Linked DNA regions of Homo sapiens: region 1 is linked to region 2. Evidence: chromatin loops called from intact Hi-C (ENCODE). Cell type or tissue: PC-3. All regions are shown on one strand. Links, peaks and the distances in the headings refer to the core of each region. The heading gives the core; the rest is flanking DNA. Region 1 overlaps OGDH (oxoglutarate dehydrogenase). Region 2 has its middle 13 kb from the start of ZMIZ2.

Region 1 (2,914 bases), core at 239-2,738, 100 kb after region 2:
GGCACCATGTGACCAGCCAGCCTGGAGTTCAGCCGGCGCTGCTGTAAGGGGCAGGCCTCCCATCCCGGCCTCAGTGTAGACCAACAACTCATTCTTTTCCTGCACACAAGACAGGGCAGGCCTGCATGACCTCTACCACTCCTTCCAATGCTGCCCAGGAAATGGTCCTAAACGTGTGGGCCAGAGCTTTTCCTGAAAATATCCTAAGAACAAGATTTAAAACCCATATGTGTGACTACCCTGTATGTCCAAACAGGGTACTCCCTATTGGGGAGACTTGTGGATGGAATGCCCACCTCCAGAGCCTTCAGCAAATGATTCATGCTGTTGGGCTAAGCACAAGTCTCCAAAGAAAATGTGCAGATGGTAGAGCTGGACTCTGGACCCTCCATCAATGCAGGCCTTGCTCAGACCTTGCCCAGGCCAGAGTACCACTTACCACCATTCTGCCTATGAAGCAAAAACAAGGTAGGGCACTGTGATCCAGGCCTGGTGACCTGCCACTACAAGCTGTTTATACTGAGGCCAGTTAAGAATGGGCTTCTATTTAGGTATTCTTCAATTAAGGAAACCACATGCTCCATTATAGCAATGCTTAGTCATTATAGGTGACAGAATATTTCTAAACAATCTCTATTATCTTCTGTCTGTACAGGTGTGTAAATAAAACATCAATAAACTTCCAAGATTAGCAAAGAACAGCTGCTTCAGCTCTGCCCTATGGAATCTACTGATATCAGAATGATATTTGCTGGGATTCTGCACTAGACTAAAGGTGGCTGCTCTATCAGGTCATTATGAAAAGAGCTGTGGAGGGCTGTCCAGTGGCCATGCCTTTTCCTCTCCCCAAACGGATGTCCCTAAGGGTTGTCTGTGACTTGCTCTAACCAAGGTAATGGCGTGGGGAGTAGCAGTGTACGGTCTGGACCTAGGCCTCAAAGGCCCCACAGCCTTTCTTTTCCCTGTCTGGAGCTACTCTGGGACTTTGTGCAGGAATCGCTCCGGCCTACTGGAGGATGGCAGGGCCCAGTGAACAGCCAGCACAAACTGCCAGACACATCAGAGGCCTTCATGGCTTCTAGCCTGGTGTGAGCCTCAGCTCCAAGGGAGCTGGCAGTGGGAGGAGTGGGGAAACCTAGCCAACCCACAGAGTCATGAGACATGCTACACTGGTGCCAAGTTTTGAGGTGGTTTGTTATACAAACATTCATGGAAACCAGACTTTTTACTGCATGAAAAGATGACATCCAAGATACTGTGACCCCTTTCTCACGCAGTCTTTCTGACACACCTCAGGAAATGAGAACGCTTCAAACTACCCAGATCTGCACACAATGGCACATTTTATCAGCTCTCAGAATTGCAACTCTCAAGGAGGTGAGGAAGACCCACAGTCTGGGGTCACCTGTGGTCGTCTGGTTGAGGCCTCATCTGTCCTCAATAATTATGCAACCCTATTTGGGGGAACCCCAGCCCAGCTACACAAAGCATCTGCTCCAGGGTTTCAGAGGGAATACCACGTGACTGACCACTCAAAGAGAGGGTTCTAAAGGCTATCTCCTCACCTCACGATCCAATCATGGACGCGAAGAGATATGAGAATCCCAAAGTCCTCAAACCTCCCTCCAAGGGAGTCTTGGATGGGGAGGGGAGCCAGAGAACAGTAACCTAGAGACTAAACAGACTATTTTTTAATAACATGATGACTTCATCTAAAAAACCGGCACTAACCTTTTAGTAATTTCTCACCGCCACCCAGCTTCAGACTGTGCGGGGAAGCTGAGCCTGCCTCTGACTTACAAAGCATGGCTCTTTCATTTCCTCAAAGGCAAGCACCTGTGGCCACCTGTGCTACAGAATGGAACTCACTGGAACAATTTGCTCCTTTTCACTCTTGGAGTCTACTTTCCCATTGAGGGTTTTTTTTTTTTTTTTTTTTTTGACACAGAGTCTCGCTCTGTTGCCCAGGCTAGAGTGCAGTGGCTCAATCTTGGCTCACTAAAAGCTCCGCCTCCCAGGTTCACGCCATTCTCCTGCCTCAGCTTCCCAAGTAGCTGGGACTACAGGGGTGCGCCACCATGCCCGGCTAATTTTTTGTATTTTTAGTACAGACAGGGTTTCACCATGTTAGCCAGGATGGTCTCGATCTCCTGACCTCGTGATCTGCCCACCTCAGCCTCCCAAAGTGCTGGGATTACAGGCGTGAGCCACTGTGCCTGGCCCCATTAAGGTATTTTTGATCTCTCTCCCCTTTCAATTTCTGACATTAAACAAAATTTTTTTTTTCTTAAAGTACAGTACAAAAGGATAATCATTAAAAACATCCACCAGGCGGATCATGAGGTCAGGAGATTGAGACCATCCTGGCTAACATGGCGAAACCCCGTCTCTACTAAAAATACAAAAAATTAGCCAGGCGTGGTGGCACGCGCCTATGGTCCCAGCTACTTGGGAGCCTGAGGCAGGTGAATCACTTGAACCCGGGGAGGCGGAGGTTGCAGTGAGCCGAGATCGTGCCATTGCACTCTAGCCTGTGTGACAGAGCGAAAGTCCATCTCAAAACAACAATAACAACAACAACAAAAAACATCCACCAGGCTCAGTGGCTCACGCCTGTAATCCCACCACTTTAGGAGGCAAGGCAGGAGGATGGCTTGAAGCCAGGAGTTTGAGACCAGCCTGGGCAAAAAAACAAGACCCTGTCTCTATAAAAAATATAAAATATTAGTCAGGCATGGTGGTGTGCACCTGTACTCCCAGCTACTCAGGAAGCTGAGGCGTGGGGGAGTGGCGGGGGAGTGGATTACTTGAGCCCAGAAGTTTGAGGCTACTATCATGGTGCCACTGCACTCCAGTATGGGTAATGGAGACCCTGTCTCAAAAAGAAGAGCTCCAAAAGATGCAGTGATCCTCA
Region 2 (2,914 bases), core at 151-2,650:
CAGGCTGGAGTGCAGTGGTGTGAACGCAGAGCCCTCTGCAGCCTCAATCTCCCTGGTTGAAGTGATCCTACCACCTCAGCCTCTGAAATAGCTGGGACTACAGATACGTGCCACCATGCCCAGCTAATTTTTGTACTTTTTGTGGAGATGGGGTCTCCCTGTGTGCCTAGGCTGGTCTCAAACTCCTGGGCTCAAGTGATCCACCCATCTCTGCCTCCCAGAGCACTGGGATTACAAGGGTGAGCCACTACCATCAGCCTCTTTTTGCTCTTAATAACAGTCTATTCGAGCTATAAATTCACATTTATACAATTCACCTGGGGTGGGTGTGGTGGCTCACGCCTGTAATTCCAGCACTTTGGGAGGCTGAGGTGGGCAAATCACGAGGTCAAGAGTTCGAGACCAGCCTGGCCAACATGATGAAACCCCGTCTCTACTAAGAATACAAAAATTAGCTAGGTGTGGTGGCACACGCCTGTAATCCCAGCTACTTGGGAGGCTGAGGCAGGAGAACTGCTTGAACCCTGAAGGTGGAGGTTGTAGTGAGCCGAGATTGCGCCACTGCCCTCCAGCCTGGGCAACAGAGCAAGACGCCATCTCAAAAAAAAAAAAAAATTCACCTATATAAAGTATACAATTCAACAGTGTTATGTATATGAACATAATCAATTTTAGAGCATTTTTATCACTGTCAGAAGAGATCCTATATCCATTAGATGTCATTCCGCATTACCTCCTCCCCAGCCCCTGGCAACCAATAATCTACTTTTTGTTCCTATGGTTTGCCTATTCTGGACATTTAATATATACGGAATAATAAAATATGTGATCTTTTGTATCTGGCTTCTTTCACTGAGCATAATGCTTTCATGGTTTATTCATGTTGTAGCATGTATCAGCACTTTATTCCTTTTCATTGCTGAATAATATTCCATCATAGGGATACACCACATTCTGTTTATCTGTTCATGAGTTGATGGACATTTTGGTTATTTCAGCTTTTTGGCTACTATGAATAATGCAGCTATGAACATTCATGTATAAGTCTCTGTGTGGACATGCTTTCACTTCTCTGGGTACATACTTGTAAGTGGAATTAATGGGTTTAATGGTAACTCTATGTTTAAACTTGGAGAAACTACCAGATGATCTTCCTGTTCTCCAAAGCAGCTGTACTATTTGACATTCCCACCAGCAGTGTATGAGGGTTCCAGCTTCTCTACATCCTGTGTCTTTTTATTAGTCATTCTAGTAGGTGTGACGTGGCATCTCATTGTGGTTTTCGTTGGCATTTCCCTAATGATTCATGATGTTGAGAATCTTTTCACATACTTACTGCCATTTGTATATCTTCCTTGGAGAAATGACTATTCAGATCCTTTACCCGTTCTTAAATTGGATTTCTTTTCAAGAGGATGAGGGTCTCCCTGTGTTGCCCAGGCTGGTGTCTAACACCTGGGCTCAAGTGATCCTCTTGCCTCAGCCTCCTGAGTAGCTGGGACTAGAGGCACACGCCACTGCTCCCAACTTGGAATTCTTTGTATATTCTGGACACAAGTCCCTTATCAGATATAATTTGTAAACATTTTCTCCTATTCTGTGGATTGTCCTTTCACTTATTTTTTTTTCCTTTTTTTTTTTTTTTTTGAGATGGAGTCTTGCTCTGTTGCCCAGGCTGGAGTGCAGTGGCATGAATTACAGGCGCCCGCCACCACGCCTGGCTAATTTTTGTATTTTTAGTAGAGACGGGGTTTCACCATGTTGGTCAGGCTGGTCTCGAACTCCTGACCTCGTGATCTGCCCACCTCAGCCTCCCAATGTGCTAGGATTACAGGCGTGAGCCACTGCGTCCAGCCTATGTCTGGACTTTCAATTCTATTCCATTGATTTATGTATCTCTCCTTATGCCGGTACCTCACTGATCTGATTACTGTAGCTTTGTAGTAAGTTAAAATTGGGGCCCAGGTTCCATGGCTCATACATATAATCCCAGTGCTGTAGGAGACTGAGGATTGAGGATCCCTTGAGGCCAAGAGTTCAAGACCAGCATGGGCAACTCATCAAGATCCTGTCTATACAAAAGAATTTTTTTTTTTTTTGAGATGGAGTTTTGCTCTTGTTGCCCAGGCTGGATTGCAGTGGTATGATCTTGGCTCACTGCAACCACTGCCTCCTGGGTTCAAGCAATTCTCCCTCCTCAGCCTCCTGAGTAGCTGAATTATAGGCTCCCGCCCCCATGCCTGGCTAATTTTTGTATTTTTAGTAGAGACAGGCTTTCGCCACGTTGGCCAGGCTGGCCTGGAACTCCTGAACTCAGGTGATCTGCCATCCTCGGCCTCCCAAAGTGCTGGGATTACAGGTGTGAGCCACTACACCTAGCCAAAAAATATATTTTGTTAATTAGCTGGGCTTGGTGGCATGCACCTGTAGCCCTAGCTATTCAGGAGGCTGAAATGGGAGGATTGCTTTAGCTCAGGAGTTTGAGGGTGCAGTGAGCTATAATTGCACCACTGCACTCCAGCTTGGGAGAGAGATCCTGTCTGTAAAAACAAAACAAACAAGGAAAGGAGAAAGGAAGGGGGAAAGGAAAGGTGAGGGGAGGGAAGAGTAAGGGAGGGGAAGGGAGGAGAGGGGAGTGGAGGGGGAAGGGGAAGGAAGAGGAAAGGATGGGAAGGGAGGGGAGGGGAAGGGAGGGGAGGGAGAGGGAGTGGAAGGAAGGGGAAGGGAGGGGAGGGAAGGGAAGGGAATTGGGAAGTGTGAGTTTTCCAACTTTGCTGTCTTTTTTTCAAGGTTGTTTTGGCTATTCTGGGTCACTTGAATTTTTTTATAACTTTATGTCTAATTGACAAATAATAATTGTATATCATTATAGGGTAAAAGGTATTATTATATGTATACACTGTGGAATGATTAA

What was found. Peaks named below come from ENCODE experiments on the same cell type or tissue, not always from the same donor. Only the 100,000 strongest peaks of a DNase experiment are listed, where the experiment ranks them.
Region 1: a loop joins it to region 2, with 13 times the contacts of the local background. A loop is called at or near these places in 10 of 110 quality-filtered maps.

What each region holds. Positions count from the first base shown.
Region 1 is chr7:44,632,280-44,635,193 of GRCh38, reverse strand. The region is part of intron 2 of OGDH (oxoglutarate dehydrogenase); the gene reads right to left. Among named protein-coding and RNA genes, the nearest start is that of OGDH, 27 kb to the right of the region's middle. RefSeq lists an enhancer at 1,014-1,063. In PC-3, for the core only: no CTCF peak of the experiment used is centred there; DNase peaks (open chromatin) are centred at 1,203 and 1,703; H3K27ac peaks cover 2,500 bases.
Region 2 is chr7:44,733,963-44,736,876 of GRCh38, reverse strand. No RefSeq gene overlaps it. Among named protein-coding and RNA genes, the nearest start is that of ZMIZ2, 13 kb to the left of the region's middle. In PC-3, for the core only: no CTCF peak of the experiment used is centred there; DNase peaks (open chromatin) are centred at 1,246 and 2,616; H3K4me3 peaks cover 269 bases; H3K27ac peaks cover 2,500 bases.